2 separate regions of the Mus musculus genome follow, and region 2 is linked to region 1. A link is a loop called in an ENCODE intact Hi-C map of the cell type or tissue named here. Cell type or tissue: gastrocnemius. All regions are shown on one strand. Links, peaks and the distances in the headings refer to the core of each region. The heading gives the core; the rest is flanking DNA.

What was found. Peaks named below come from ENCODE experiments on the same cell type or tissue, not always from the same donor. Only the 100,000 strongest peaks of a DNase experiment are listed, where the experiment ranks them.
Region 2: it touches region 1 in a loop (2.1-fold over the local background); 2 of 42 quality-filtered maps call a loop at or near these places.

What each region holds. Positions count from the first base shown.
Region 1 is chr4:56,897,742-56,905,753 of GRCm38, forward strand. Tmem245 (transmembrane protein 245) reads right to left here. Exons shown (of 18, transcript NM_001369260.1): 12 at 6,177-6,308; 13 at 1,565-1,687; 14 at 1,285-1,430. Gm25053 (a small nucleolar RNA gene) reads right to left here and starts at 16; the gene lies at 1-16. In gastrocnemius, for the core only: a CTCF peak has its summit at 4,152 (motif pointing left); a DNase peak (open chromatin) is centred at 4,272; H3K27ac peaks cover 390 bases.
Region 2 is chr4:56,847,178-56,853,604 of GRCm38, forward strand. It overlaps Ctnnal1 (catenin (cadherin associated protein), alpha-like 1), which reads right to left. Exons shown (of 19, transcript NM_018761.3): 2 at 633-822. Among named protein-coding and RNA genes, the nearest start is that of Ctnnal1, 15 kb to the right of the region's middle. In gastrocnemius, for the core only: a CTCF peak has its summit at 3,683; a DNase peak (open chromatin) is centred at 3,676; H3K27ac peaks cover 471 bases.

The DNA of each region.
Region 1 (8,012 bases), core at 1,390-6,389:
CGCCTGTAGGGGCAGAGGATGAAAATTCCTACTTAACTTTTAGACACAGTGCACTGACGCTTTTCTCCTGAAGACTCCTCAAAGGAGCCCATGCAAAACTCAAACATATTAAGTATTTATTACAACTTTGTAAAGGAACAGCACACAGGGCTGCAGAATGCAAAAGCCAGTCACAGTGGAAGATGGCCATCCAAACCCACCCATCAGCTTTCAGATCCAACAGGACGACAGTGCCAATGTTAAGTGACAAGGCCTAGCATGGTAGTGTGCATTCGTAATCCTAGTAACCCTAGCGTTCAGGAAACAGAGAGAGACAGGAGATATCCAGTTCAAAGCCAGCCTGGGTGGCAAAGGAAGAGTCAGGAGAGAGAGAGAGAGAGACAGAGAGAGAGACAGAGAGAGAGAGAGAGGGGGGGGGGGAGAGAAGGGGAGGGGAGGGGAGGGGATCCTGGGCTGGGGAGGGTGCAGAAGTATCTTGCATAAAAGCACCTTGATGTCAGTCAGAAAGCTGCTCCCTGTAGAAAGCGCAGTAGGGACACAGCAGAAGGTGAAGCTTCTATGAGAAGGGCAACAGTGCAAAGCTAGAGCAGAGCTGGCCTTTAAAGGATCTTCCTGGGCAATGCACCTGTCCTCCCGGACAGCTCTGCCTCAGCCAGACTGAAGACTGACCAAGATGGCTGCCAGCCTCTCAAAGGCTATTTTTATGCTACTGGGAAGAGAGGGGTTTTGTCTGTTTTGTTCCCTTTTCCTTTTAGGGTAACAATGATTACAAAAGACTTTTTAAAAAGCAGATAAACAAAAGATAACCTATTGTTGCAATTTTCATCATTAATAAAGACCTTCCCCAGGCTTCCTGAGTAGGAATGGGGAGAAAAGCTGAGGGCATTTCACACAGACACAGACAACTGTTGGGTCAGTTGAACATAACAAGAGAGACAAAACAGGAGGGTCCTGAAGTCAGAGAAGGGCCCCAGGAGGTAAAGACAATGTGGGAGGAGGAGGCGTTCTCCTGAGCAAATGCCAAGGTTATGGAAACCGGACTAAAGCCGATCTGTGAACACATATCAGGTCTTTGTAAATCACAGCAGCAGAATAGAGTGACAAACTCCTGGGAACTTTCCCTCAAAGCATGTGCTCTGCTCCTAGGACCTTCTTAAAGTAAGATAAAGGTCTTGAAAGCACTGGCATCCTTCACTACTTCCACACTGAATGTTTCTATGAATACAAGGAAGGTAACCGGGATGCCACGGGACGCTAGTAAGAACAGCATGCTCTTGTCCCTACCTGATCGCCTCTTCCACAGACTGGCCGATGATGTTAGAGGAAGGGCCTGGCTGAGAAAGTGGTGTCAGGCTGATCACCCACTTCACTGGCTTGTAGTACTCATCACTGGAACTTAACAGATAAAACAGTGTGGTCAGGAAAATTATCTGCAAAACAAAGGACAGGATCTCCTAAAAATCACATTTATGAGCGTATAAAAGCTATACATGCGCAAAAACAGAGCCCAGGAAATGCTGTAATCCATAAGGGAATACAATGGGTGCTGTCTAAATGTACCTACCAGAGACAGCACGAAGTTGAGAAGGGCAGTGCCACTGTAGAAGAGGATGGTCAGCAGGGTGGTGACTGTGGTGAACAGCAGGCTCACGTTCCGGCTCATAACAATCCACAGAGACTCCAGGATCTGACGGAGAGGGACAGCTGGGGTCAACACAAATCCTCATAAAGGGGACAGCCGTAGCCACACAGTGTGCTTTTAGGGCACTGTCTTACTAGCCATAGTGGAAAACGTAAAAACTGCTGCCTGCTTTATAAGCAGAAAAAAATCCCAAAACATCTAGTTCAATAGTAAAGAAAATGGCTAAGTAGTTATAATGAATCCACTCCAAATAACACTTAAAATAGTACCGCAACTATCATAGACATTTCACTCTATTATGCTGGTTTTATTTGGTTAGTTTGGTTTCTCAAAACTGAGTTTCTCTGTGGAGCAGCCCTGGCTACCCTGGAACTCCCTTTATAGACCTGGCTGGCCTCGAACTTACAGAGATTTATTTGCCTCTGCCTCCCACATGCTGGGATTAAAGGTATGCACAACCATGGCCAGCTTCTATTATGCTCTCTTTAAAACACAGGATTTTTATATATTCTATGAATTTTAACTATAAAAACAGAATATATGTATGTCTACAGAAGAATACGTGATCTCTCTGTGGATCTATTTACTTTGGAGGGCTGTAAGTGTAGGTCACGCATTAGATTAGCTAACTACCCTCTATCCTTTCCATCTCTAACTCTGATTCAACTATAAATATAATGTATTATTCCAAAGTCTTGAAATCAACAATGAAAATAATGAAGAGGCAAGGATCAATGACAGAGCCTTTCCTGGGACAGACTAAGCTCACTATCACCTATAAATTGAAGAGAAGCAGTTATCAAGTTGGTTGTGTACACTGTTGGTAAAACATGAGCAAAGAGAGATGTCAATGTCTTCTCAGGTCTCCGTTTCATTTCTTGTGCCTTCATCAACTAAAACCCCTTATAATGTCTGTTCTTCCCAAGTGGGTCCCTCCTCCTAACGAAACAGGAACCAAAAGGGTCAGGAGGACGAGTTCTGCCAGCTACTGAATGTTCCCAGGACAGTGCTGTGAGGGAAGCAATGTGGATAGCTTTATAGACACGAGCTCAGTCACAAAGGGTTGCTGCAGCTAGCACCAGAACCCTGACATCTGCAGTTCTCTTTGGTACCTTTCTAAGGCAGTAGCTCTGGTCCAGTCGCATGCTCATATTATGACATGCAGTCTATGCAAGGGTTGCCATTCCTTTTCTACCTCAAATGCACAATTTATAAGGGACATTCTATGCCTTCAGAATGTCTTGCAAGCCTCAGCTTAGTCTTTATATGAGAATTCAACAGGCAGGCTTCATTTACAAAAACTCCTTACAAAAAAATCTTGAAAATGCTTCACTGTGCCTACAAAAATATGCACCATTAACTGTTTGACCTTGTGGGATAAAGAATGAATGAACAAAGCCACCAATTCTAAGAGACAATGCCTGTATTTGTAATTTGGCAAGCATACTTTTGGGGCCCCAGTCACTCTGGAATTTTTAATCAAAAAATTTACATAGTTTCTAAGTCACACAAATAGAAAACTCTTAAGAAATTACCAGAATACAGCAATTGTAGACTGGGAGTCTCCAACAACAACCAAGTAACCCTTTTTACTTGAAAAGAGATCAACTAGAGACAACACAGAGGACAGTGCTGGAATGTTCACTCAATCATCAAAGTAGAGTTTGAGTTTAATCAGCAGGCTTAGAAAGGAGGGATTAGCAAAGGCGGGATCAGGAAGAAAGCCCATGAAATTCAAAAACGCAACCGATTTGTAGAGGTAAAACTGCATCCCAACTCAAAAATGGCAAACATGAGCTGGGCTGGCATTAATTTATTCAATAGTGGCAACATAACCAAAAGATGCCTCAAACAGAGTCCCCGGCCATGAAATGTAAGCCCAGAGGAGACTCACAAGCAGCTAAGCAACTTGGTCACAGAGGGCAGGGCAGTTAGAACGAACAAGCGGCCTCAGCATCCTCCTGCTTCGCTGCTTCCCTCCCGAGTCCACCACCATCCAACCTCCCTCTGAGTGTCATTCTACAGAACCCAGGAAGCACAAAAACAGAACACTGCAAGGATTCAGGGGTCAAAATATGAACAGAACTCTTTCCGACAAAGATGGGGTTACCTTCCTGTCAGACTAGGAGCCCAGAGACTGGCTATAAGCTCCACTGAGCCTTTCTGGTTCCTTTTCCTGCTCTAGCCTTATAGGAAATGAACTGCACAAGGAAGTCTCAGTATGCCACTTCAGCTCTGCCACTGCTCTTTAAAGTATAAAAATAATAAAGAGAAGCTATAATGTGCCTCCTTGTATTAGTTTAGTTGACAATCTAACACCAGGCTCTATTCTAAAGTAGTAATAAAGAACTTAAAATCTAGTCAGGGAATATGGAGAAATGGCTCAGCAGTTAAGAGCACTGGCTGCTCTTACACAGGACCCAGATTCCGTTCATAGCATCCACATAGTGGGCTCGGAACCATCTGTTATCTACAATTCCAAAGGTCCTGATGCCCTCTTCTGGCCACTGTAGGGACTGCATACATGCATACAGGGAAAACACTCATAAGGACAATAAAAATATATCTTTAAAATTATTCAGAAAGGCTGAACATCAATACTAAATAAGGTAAACTATACTCAAGCAGCAAGTAAGGGTGTAGAACTGAGTGTAGGGAGCTCTATGTCTTCTGAAGCACCCTGGGGAGAGCTGGGGAACCTGCCAAAACATCAGAGGAGACCAAAGCAAACCCCGTGTGCAGCAAACCCTGGCGCCTTTGCTCTCGAGGCAGGGGCAGGTGCAGCTCTGTGAAGCTTCCAGGCCTAGGAAGACCATGCCTCAAAACTCAGGACAGGAGACAAATAAGGCAAATCGTGAAACAAAGAGATCCAAGCTCTCCCGAGGAGGAAACGTGTTCTAGAAGATAATGCATGCTCTGTAAGAACCCCATTCCTCAACCAGAAAAGAAAACTGAGTGCGTGTTAACTGCTTTAATACACTGAGTCTGTGACTAAAACAAGAACAATTTTATTGGTTCTCTAAGGAACTTGAGGGGAGTTAAATTAGAAAACATTTACAAAACATTTAGCATGATATAAATTAGGTACTTGTGTGCGGACATTCATGTGTAGATCACATGTGCCTGTGTATCCATGAGAATGGAGGCCAGAGGTCAACATCAGGGGTCTTCCTCATTCACGCTCTACGTCATTTTTTAAGGCAAGGCTTCTTACTGCACCTGGAGCGCATCTATCAGACAGACTGGCCGCCCAGCATGGCCAGATGAGCTGCCTGTCTCTGCATCCCACCCACCCCCGACCCCCGCTCAGCACTGGGGTTACAGGTGTATGCCACCACCTCTGACTTTTACACAGATGTAGAGTCTGAATCCAGGTCCTCATGATTGTACAGCAAAGACTTTTTCAACTAAGCCATTTCCTGAGCCTCAGAAAATAGTACTTTTAACACATTAAAGTGTGTTCATGGTATCACGAAAATGAGAACCACTGGGCTAGTAAAGCAGAGGGAAGAGATTATCAACACAAATAGTTGGGGACCCTGTCAAGTGCCTGTAATATAAGGTGCTTGGAGACTGAGGCAGGAGGATTGTTTGAAGCCACAAGTTCACAGACAGCCTGGGAAACAGAGTGAGTCCCTATTAATTAAGCTGTTAATTAGAACACAGAAAATGAAAGACATGACTTTTCAGATTTCATTTCAGATTGTGACAGCACCTCGGCTGAGAGGAAAAGCATGGGAGTGCAGGGAGGTGGCTGGGCTGAGGGAGAGGTGAGAAACCCAAGAGTGTCAGAGAGCACCGAAGGCTTGGAAAAAGTCACATCTTTACCTTCATCTTCCATATTTGGAAGCCAAAAGATAATATCTAAAATGGCAAAACAAGAAAGAGCATGATAAACATCACTTTGACAATCCAGAGGCAACCACCAGAGAAGGCTGTCCAGCAGCAGACAGCTAGTCCTGAGTCTCACCCGGGCGGGCGGCGTCCAGCTATGCTCCTGGATCATTCCACTCAGCCTGAATTCCTTAGACCTTAGTACTGTGAGTACCTCTAAACTTGTTAATTTGATGAGAGTCACATGTTCATTCACAAGAAAAATCTTCTCTGAAGTTACATGCCAAGACACCTGGCAAAGCGGCTCTGGGGAATGAAGGTGGTGATTAAGGTTCAACAATGGGGTAGGATGCAAGGCGGACGGGGTCAGTGGGAGGCCAGCTGGTGCAGCCTTTACTGCCCCTCTAGTGATGCCCACCCTACTTCCACATATCAAGGGCTTTACCAACCAGAAAACCTGGTCTGTCTGTAATGTCCAGCTTAGGGCACTCTGGTGATCCTGAGCCCACAGGCTTGTTCACGTGTTTCAGGAGTCAGCGTTTCTCGGGTGTTCTGAGCCAGACCTCAAGACTCAGCTTCTGGACAGCTTTCTGGTTTAATCAAAGCCTATGCATTCCATGGTACTAAAAACAGGGCAGCTGAAGACACTGAGGTAAGAAAAGCTGGGTTAAGTCAACCAACAGTAACCACTCCATCTTACCGAAAGAAAAGTCTCGATGTTCTCATGAACGAAAGAGGCAATATCTTGCCAGTCCAAAATATCTCCCAGCCAGCTGTTCTGACGGCTCACATGCATCTTGTGCCCTTTGTGCCTTCCAGAGTGTGTCACGTTCTATGGAACAAGGCCAGTGACATGTGAAACTCCCATTTTAACACGTCCAAAGGATAAATGCCTCTTTTGTTTTACACCTGTTTAAAATAATTCAGTAAGTACTCGCCTATGAAAATCCTTGCAAATTTAAGATATTAAGTTAGAGTTCCACCTAAAGACTAGTAGTTCAGCATTTCTGCATTCGCATTCCAGGTACTGTGAATGGCGACACAACTGCTTCTCTCCTAACCAGGAACTCACAGCACCCAGAGGGTGCATGTAAACCTTCACTTCCTTCAGCGCCTCTACCTTCTCTTGACCTCCTACTTTTGCCTCTTTCTCCATTCTTAATTATATACACTATGTAATAATGTAAGAGCAGAAAGAGAAGAAACTAACACAGAGCCAAGAAGGGGTGTGGGATCTAATTTGTCTGTCTGCAAAAAATTTACATGGGCAGGAAGCACTGAATTTGAAAGGGAAACGAGCAGACAAAATGAGGTTGAAATTCAGAGGCAAGTCAACATTTTGTGTGCCCTTCCTTTCTTCCTGAGCGCAGATGCTCTAGAGTCTGCTACATGCGAGAGGGAGAGACCACCACCCAGTTTTCCCATGTACACATCTGTCTTCAAGTCTCTGGCCCTCCAACAAAAAAAAAAATGGGGCTCAAACAGGATGAATGACAAGAAAAGCTACATGTTAAGAAGATCTAGAGTGAGCACAAAAACCGAATGAGACCTTTCTAACTGCTTAGCCCCTCAGACACAATGAAATACTTTAGCTCACATACCACTGTTAGCTTTAACTCTCAAGTCTTATCCACGGAAGTCATTATTATTCCCTCATCTCAGGGAAAGACCACACCATGTAGAACATGTCACATTCTTGTTAAGCAAGAAACTCAAACTCGGCCACCCTCCTCTGGCATGTTCTTCTTCTCTTCAAGTTAACCCTGGGAAAAAACCAGCAGCTCTGCACCCACTGTTCATATAACATGGCCTAAAAACCGGCTCAGCAGATTCCGCTGTTTATACAGAGTAGAAGCCACGCTCGTTCTACCATAAACTCTAAAGTTAGAGTGTGTAAGTATAAGCAACACAAAAAACAGTCTGGAAGGGAAAGTTTCTCAAGTTTAGATCTATTTCTGTCTCCTCAAACAGAAAGGTTTTCAAAGTCTAGAATTCACTAGTTCCAAACAATAGCCACTAACCACAGGTGGCTACTGATCACTTAAAATATGGCTCACACTAAATCTGAGCTGTGCTGCTAGTGCAAATCACACTTGAAAGAGTTCAAAGACTTGGTTGTATACTGAATTTATTTTATAAAGTATATACTGAAATGACAGTGGAAAACCTGAATTAAATGAATATTATTAAAATTAATCTCATCCATTTTTAGTTAATATTCTTGTTTGTGTTTAGTTATTTAATGCAGCTACTAGAAAAATACCACCTACGTGGCTTGTAGAAGCTTGGAGTGTAACAGCTCAGTGACAGACCTTGTGCTTATTAACACACACGATGCCAGGCTCAATCCCCATCACCATGAGCAAACAGACGTGGCTTCTGTATGTGCACTGTACACAGCTACTGCAGAGGAAGATACTACATGATGAGCAAATGATGGAAGAGGATACCTCAGAGATTACGGGGCTTGCCAAAGAAACTAACCACCAATGGAAGCCGACACTAACAAAGGCTTAAGTTCTCACTGCTGGAATGG
Region 2 (6,427 bases), core at 1,428-6,427, 51 kb before region 1:
AAGTAAACCTAAAGTGTTTTGTCAGGGATGTAGCTTGGTAGTGCTTAGCATAAAAAACAGCCCTGGGTTCAATCCCCAGCATTTTAGAAAACAAATTCCTAAGTTTTCCTGGGTGTAGTGGTACACAGCTGTAACCCTAGCATTTGGAATCCAGAAACAAGAGGATCACTCCAAGTTAAAAGCCAACCTGGTTTACACAGTGAGTTCCAGGATAACCAGGCTACCTGGTGAGACTGCCTCAAATTAAATAAATAATAAAAAAATACTTGCCATAACATTTGGAATAATGAAATAGCAATAGTCTCTAAAATAAATATTTACAGCTGGGAGCAGTGATGTCACCCATTCTACCAGCACTTGGGAGCCTGAGGCAGGAGGACTCCGACTGTGTTTGAGGGCAGCCTGGGCTAAGCGTGAGACCTGCCTCAAGAAGGAAATGAGAGCTGGGTGTGGACTCAAATGGCTTGCCAGAGGCAGAAGCAGAGTTCAAAGCCAGCTAGGCCACCAAAAGGAAGTTCCAGGTCAGCAAGGACTTTGCCTCCTAAAACAAACAAACAAACAAACAAACACACACACACACACAAAACAAACCAGCAAGCAAGCAGCGGAACACAAGGTGGATACACAGGTACCTGCTTGCTTGGCTTCGATGCAGGCGATGTTAATTTCTTCTTTCAAATCCCAGTTTTCGTTGGCTATAGCTTCCCCTACTTTAACAAATCTTCCAACTGCCAAGTTGACCGCTTGTCCCACACGCTGAATCGCTTGCAGGGTTTTATCAGACTTTTTGGTATTATCTTTATGGTTTATAAGTGTGGTGATCTGAAAATTAAAAAAAAAAGAAGAAGAAGAAGAAGAAACTTTTACCTCAATACTTAAAAATAAATAAATAAATAAAACTTTAAAAAAGATATCACAAAGACCAAGAAAATTAAACCCAGCATATCAGACCAAGCAAATCATTCGCCTTAGACCTTGCAGGCCAGGGGCCAGGAAGCAGAGCATCTTGCATCATTTCCCAGGACAATGCTTCTATTAATTGTGATTACAAGTTCACCTGAGGGCAGTAATCTGGGACATACACTTCCAGAGACTCTCCAGATCTTCCAACAAATCTTCAAGACTTGAGAACACGGCAGGGCAAATCACCGGCTCACAGCACACATTTTCCTCGGTTCTACCTAAGCTGCTCTGCATAAAGGCACCTCTCACCGCATTCCACTCCACTGCTCACACAGTAAATGGGTTATACATAATGGCACGTGTGCACTGGAGGTGTAGCTTAGTGGCAGAGCACTGGCCTGGCACATTTGAGGTCCTTGGTTCGATCCCTAGCAATGTAAATTGATACTTGACCACACAAGTTTACTGAACTCACTGACAGCTTTTGAATGACCAGTGCTACCCGGGCAGTAGTGGCACACGCCTTTAATCCCAGCACTTGGGAGGCAGAGGCAGGAGGATTTCTGAGTTCAAGGCCAACCTGGTCTACAGAGTGAGTTCCAGGACAGACAGAGCTATACAGAGAAACTCTGTCTGAAAAAACAAAAACAAAACAACAACAACAAAAAACAGTGCAATCTAGTCCTTCAAGCCCCCAAATACATGATATACCAAGAGTTCTATCATTTAGTTTTAAGCCCTGAAGTAAAATATAAAGGGTGACATGTATGGATCATTAAAACAAATGAGAATCTTTTAAATGTCTTAGAAAAGTAACACATGTACAATTTGCACATGCAAAGTATTTATTTTAAAATGTTAGCTGAAAAACAGATACCAACTACTAAATGTATACTGAGTTTCTTTTTGAAATAATTTTTATGAAATGATAACAAAGTCTCAAACAAAACACTGGATGGCTCAAAAAGTAATGGAGCACTGGTTAAGAGCACTGCTGCTCCTCCAGAGGACCTGGGTTCAATTCCAAGCACCCACATGGCAGCTCACAACTGTCTGTAACTCCAGTCCCAGGGATTCAACACCCTCTACTAGCCTCTGTGGGTACCAGATACACAAATGGTGCACAAACATACATGCAAGAAAATATCCACATACATAAAATAAAACTTAGACTTTAAAAAGACCCAAAACAGAATAAGAGGAAAGCATTGTGTAGCAAGCATTTTTTAAGTTAGGGTATTAAGAGCTTAGGATTAATGGAAATGTCTAACTTTGAACCTTGGGGTTGCTGGCACCAGGAGGGATGAGCTAAGTGATGCAGAGAAATATATCAATGCCCCTAATTTATTTTTGTGTATGTGTACGTGTGTTCGTATGTGCACACGTATGTGAGCATATGTGTTGAAGCCAGAGGCTGATTTCGGGTATCTTCCCCACTGACTCTCCACCTCATATTTAAGACAGGGTCTTTCACTGAACCCAGAGTATTCTTCAGTTAGACTGGCTGGCCAGAGGGCTCTAAGGATCCTTCTGTCTCCATCCTCCTCCTTAGCACTGGGACTCCAGATGTGCACCAACCACTGTATCTGGTTTTTAACTGGTGCTGGGATCTGAACCCAGTCCTTCTGCTGGTGGTGCAGGTGCTGTCCTCACTGAGCTATCTCTCCCAAGCCCTGCCACTAACTATTTTCATCTACAGCATTGTTTCAGTGCAATATTTCAAAACAAATGTTTAGTATCTGTTAGATACCAAGACCTCAGTGTGTGGTGGCTTGAGTAAGTGTGTTGCTCATAGACTTGTATTTGCATGCTTAGTCCCAGTTGGTGAACTGTGTGGAAGGTCTAGGAGGTGAGGCCTTATTAGAGCCTCTGGGCATGGGCTTTGAGGTTTTAAAAGTCCATGGAGCCGGGCGTGGTGGCGCACGCCTTTAATCCCAACACTCGGGAGGCAGAGGCAGGTGGATTTCTGAGTTCGAGGCCAGCTTGGTCTACAAAGTGAGTGCCAGGACAGCCAGGGCTACACACAGAGAAACCCTGTCTCGAAAAACCAAAAAAAAAAAAAAAAAAAAAGTCCATGGAAGGCCCAGTCTCTCTCTCTCTCTCTCTCTCTCTCTCTCTCTCTCTCTCTCTCTCTCTCTCTCTCTCTCTCTCTCTCCTTGCAGCCTGTGGGTCTGGATGCTATCGATCCACTGCTTCAGAGCCATGCCTGCCTGCTTCCCTCTGAAACTATAAACAAACTCCAATTAAATGCTTACTTTGATAAGAGTTGCCTTGCTCGTGGTGTCTCTGCTCAGCAATAGAACAGTAACTAAGACAGGATGCATGGGTGATTGAGACATAACAATACGACCTCCAATGTTTGCAGTATAATAGAATAACAATTCAATCACAAAATATATTTCATAGATGAGATAAAACTAAAAAAATGAGGAAACAGTGAATGATGAAAAAAGATCTGTGCTACATTCAAATGATGAACCACAGTACTAAAGAAATAATTTTAATGGATGTTCTATGCAAAATATAACAACATGATACTGTGCCCAGGAAGCCTCCTGAGATTGGCTGCTCTTTCTTCTCTGAGAGAGTGGACTTGATAGTAGCAGGCTGGTAACCTCAGGGATGATGGATTTCATAAAACAGAAACTGAGGGGTGAGGGGCTCTGGGGGCGAGCCTGTCCTGTCAAGGACTGAAGTGAGGCCAGAGTGACGAAGGCAGTGAGCAAAGTGACAGGCACAAACTAGTGCCTGTGAGAGTCGGCCAGGAGCTGGCCAGTGAGGGGCAGCCAGGAGCTGGCCCTGGAAGACTGCACAGCCAGCAGCTGCCCCCGGAAGGCTGGGAAGCAGAGCAAAGAATGCATGTTTTGAGCTGGGCGTGGTGGTGCATGTCTGCGATTCCAGGGAGGTTAAGGCAGAGGGACTGTTAAGCTGCAGGCCATTTTGAGCTACAGAATGAGATTCTACTCCAACAAAGTTGTGTTCTGTGCATTACTGGGAGACACAGAAAGGTTTTGTAAGCAGGAATGTAGTATAATCTCTGTGATTCTGAAACATATTCATGAACTCCTTCAGACCTCTCAAGGAAAAAGGGGACTTTGTTTCTCAAGTATAAACTCACTTCTCATACAGAGATGACAGTGGACCTAATGGGGCATTTCTGTTTCTGTCTGTCTCTGTCTCGATCTGTGACTCTCTCTGTGTCTCTGTCTCTGTCTCTCTCTCAGTGCACACATGCGTGTGTGTGTGTGTGTGTGTGTGTGTGTGTGTGTGTGTGTGTGTGTGTGTGTGTATGTGTGTGTGTGTGTATGTGTTTGGCGTTTCTGCTTCCTCCCTCCGTCTCTCTGGGACCAATCACAGGGACAGGAAGCTCACTACCCTGTCACAGCTGTCCCACATAAAGCAATCCTATGAGGAGCCCTACAAGGTAAGAGATTGATGCCACAGATGCAGCAGAACTGGGGTTTTTCAACAGACAGAAGAGTGAACGTGGGAACAGACTCCTCAGGCCAGGTCAAGCCTTTACATTTCCATTGGCCCAGCCAAACACCTTTATTCAGTTTTGTGATGGACTTTGGTCCAGAGCCATTGTATAAACTAAACTACGACAGAATTCTTAGCTCACAGAAACTATAAGACAAATGTTTTGTTGTTTTAAGACAGTAAATTTGGGGTGATTTGCTAGGTATGAATGTGAGGTTCCCCCCACTCATACACACACACACACACTCAGGCGCGTGTGCTTGAACACTAATTCCCCATCTAGTAGCACTGTTTGGGAAGATTATAGATACTTTAGGACAGTGGCTTTCAACCTGGGAGTCACAACCCCTGTGGGGATCAACTGACCCTCTCACAGGGGTGCATATCAGATATCCTTCACATCAGATATTTATATTACAATCCATAACAGGAGCAAAATTACAGTTACGAAGTAATAACAAAACAAAAAGTAAGGTCACCACAACACGAGGAACAATATTAAAGGGTCACAGCTTTAGGAGGGTTAGGAGCCACGGGTGCAGGAGAAGAAACTTTGCTGCAGAAAACTGTGTCACTGGGAGTATCCACTGAGCTCGTTGGTCTGTTTGAGACAGGCTCTCACTATGTAGCGTTGACTGGCCTGGAACTTACAGAGATCCACTTAGGGTTGGAGGTGTACAGTACCACACCAGGCTGGCACTGAGAGCCTCTGCCCTGGTCCCTCTTCCTGTTTCATCTTTACTCTTCTTCACCGTGATAGACTATATTCTTTCTAGAACTTTAAGCTAAAATAAACCCTTTCTCCCGAGACTTGCTTTAATCAGGGTGTTTAAGCTAATAAACTAATAGAAAACTAATGAAGGCATTGCTCTCTATTGATAAATAGGAATCCAGAGTTGGTATCTGGATCTGGAGAGATGCTATAACAAAACCCCAAATTTGAGAGTAACTTTGGAATTGGGCTGCCTTTGAGCGGACCTTGGGGAATGAACCCCAGGAGTGTTGAGGGCACTGTACTGAAGCAGGAAGCTTTGGGGAAACTCTTAGTCGGTTTGGAATTCCAAACAAATACCTTCAGGTGGTCCGATAGGAGCTCACTGCTTAGAGTTCTGCAAAACCCAGGCTGAGGCCTCCGTAAGACTTGGTATCTGGTGAGGGCCACGGCCTCATGAGTAGTGCTTTCTGGGTCTTACTTGGTAGAAGAAGCAAACAAGTTCCCTCGGGTTCCACCCTAAAGCATTAGTCTCATTCATGATTTAATCGCCTCCCAAAGGCCTCATTTGTTACCAACATTACCATGGGGATTAAGTTCCAGTTTAAGAATTGTGAGAGGAAACCAATATTCAGACCACAACAAGAGTAGTGTAAGCAAAAGCCTACTATAAATCAATCAATCAATCAATCAATAAGTGGGGAAGGGATTAAGGAGACGGCTCAGCAGGTAAAGTGTGTGAAGACCTGAATTTGAATTCCAGAACCCACACAAAGCTGAGTGCAGTAAAAAGGACATTCAAATTCTCAAAACTGCTATGGAAGATGGGAAGCAGAGACATAGGAATGTCTCAAAGATCATGGGTCAGCTAGCCTAGCCCACCAAAAGGCAAACAAAAAGACTCAGTCGCAAAGAAGACCAAAGGTGAAAACAGATGTCCAAGCTTATCCTTTGACCTACACACACACACACACACACACACACACACACACACACAAAACAGATATCCAAGCTTATCCTTTGACCTACACACACACACACACACACACACACACACACACACACTGTAGCATATGCATGTACACATTCACACCCACACCCACATTGTATCATATAACACACAATCTCTCACACACCTTTCTCCTTTCTCCAGCCCTCACACACAGGTTTGGGGTTTTCTTTTTAGGTGAAAAAAAAAAAAAAAAACCCCCAAAAAAAAAAAAAGCAACTCACTAGAAACTAGAGGGAAAGAATCCTTATTCTATAGTGGCAGAAGATCACCCTTAATAACACAGAAAGTAGAAAATATCCCTCAAGAGTTAGGTGGTCGGG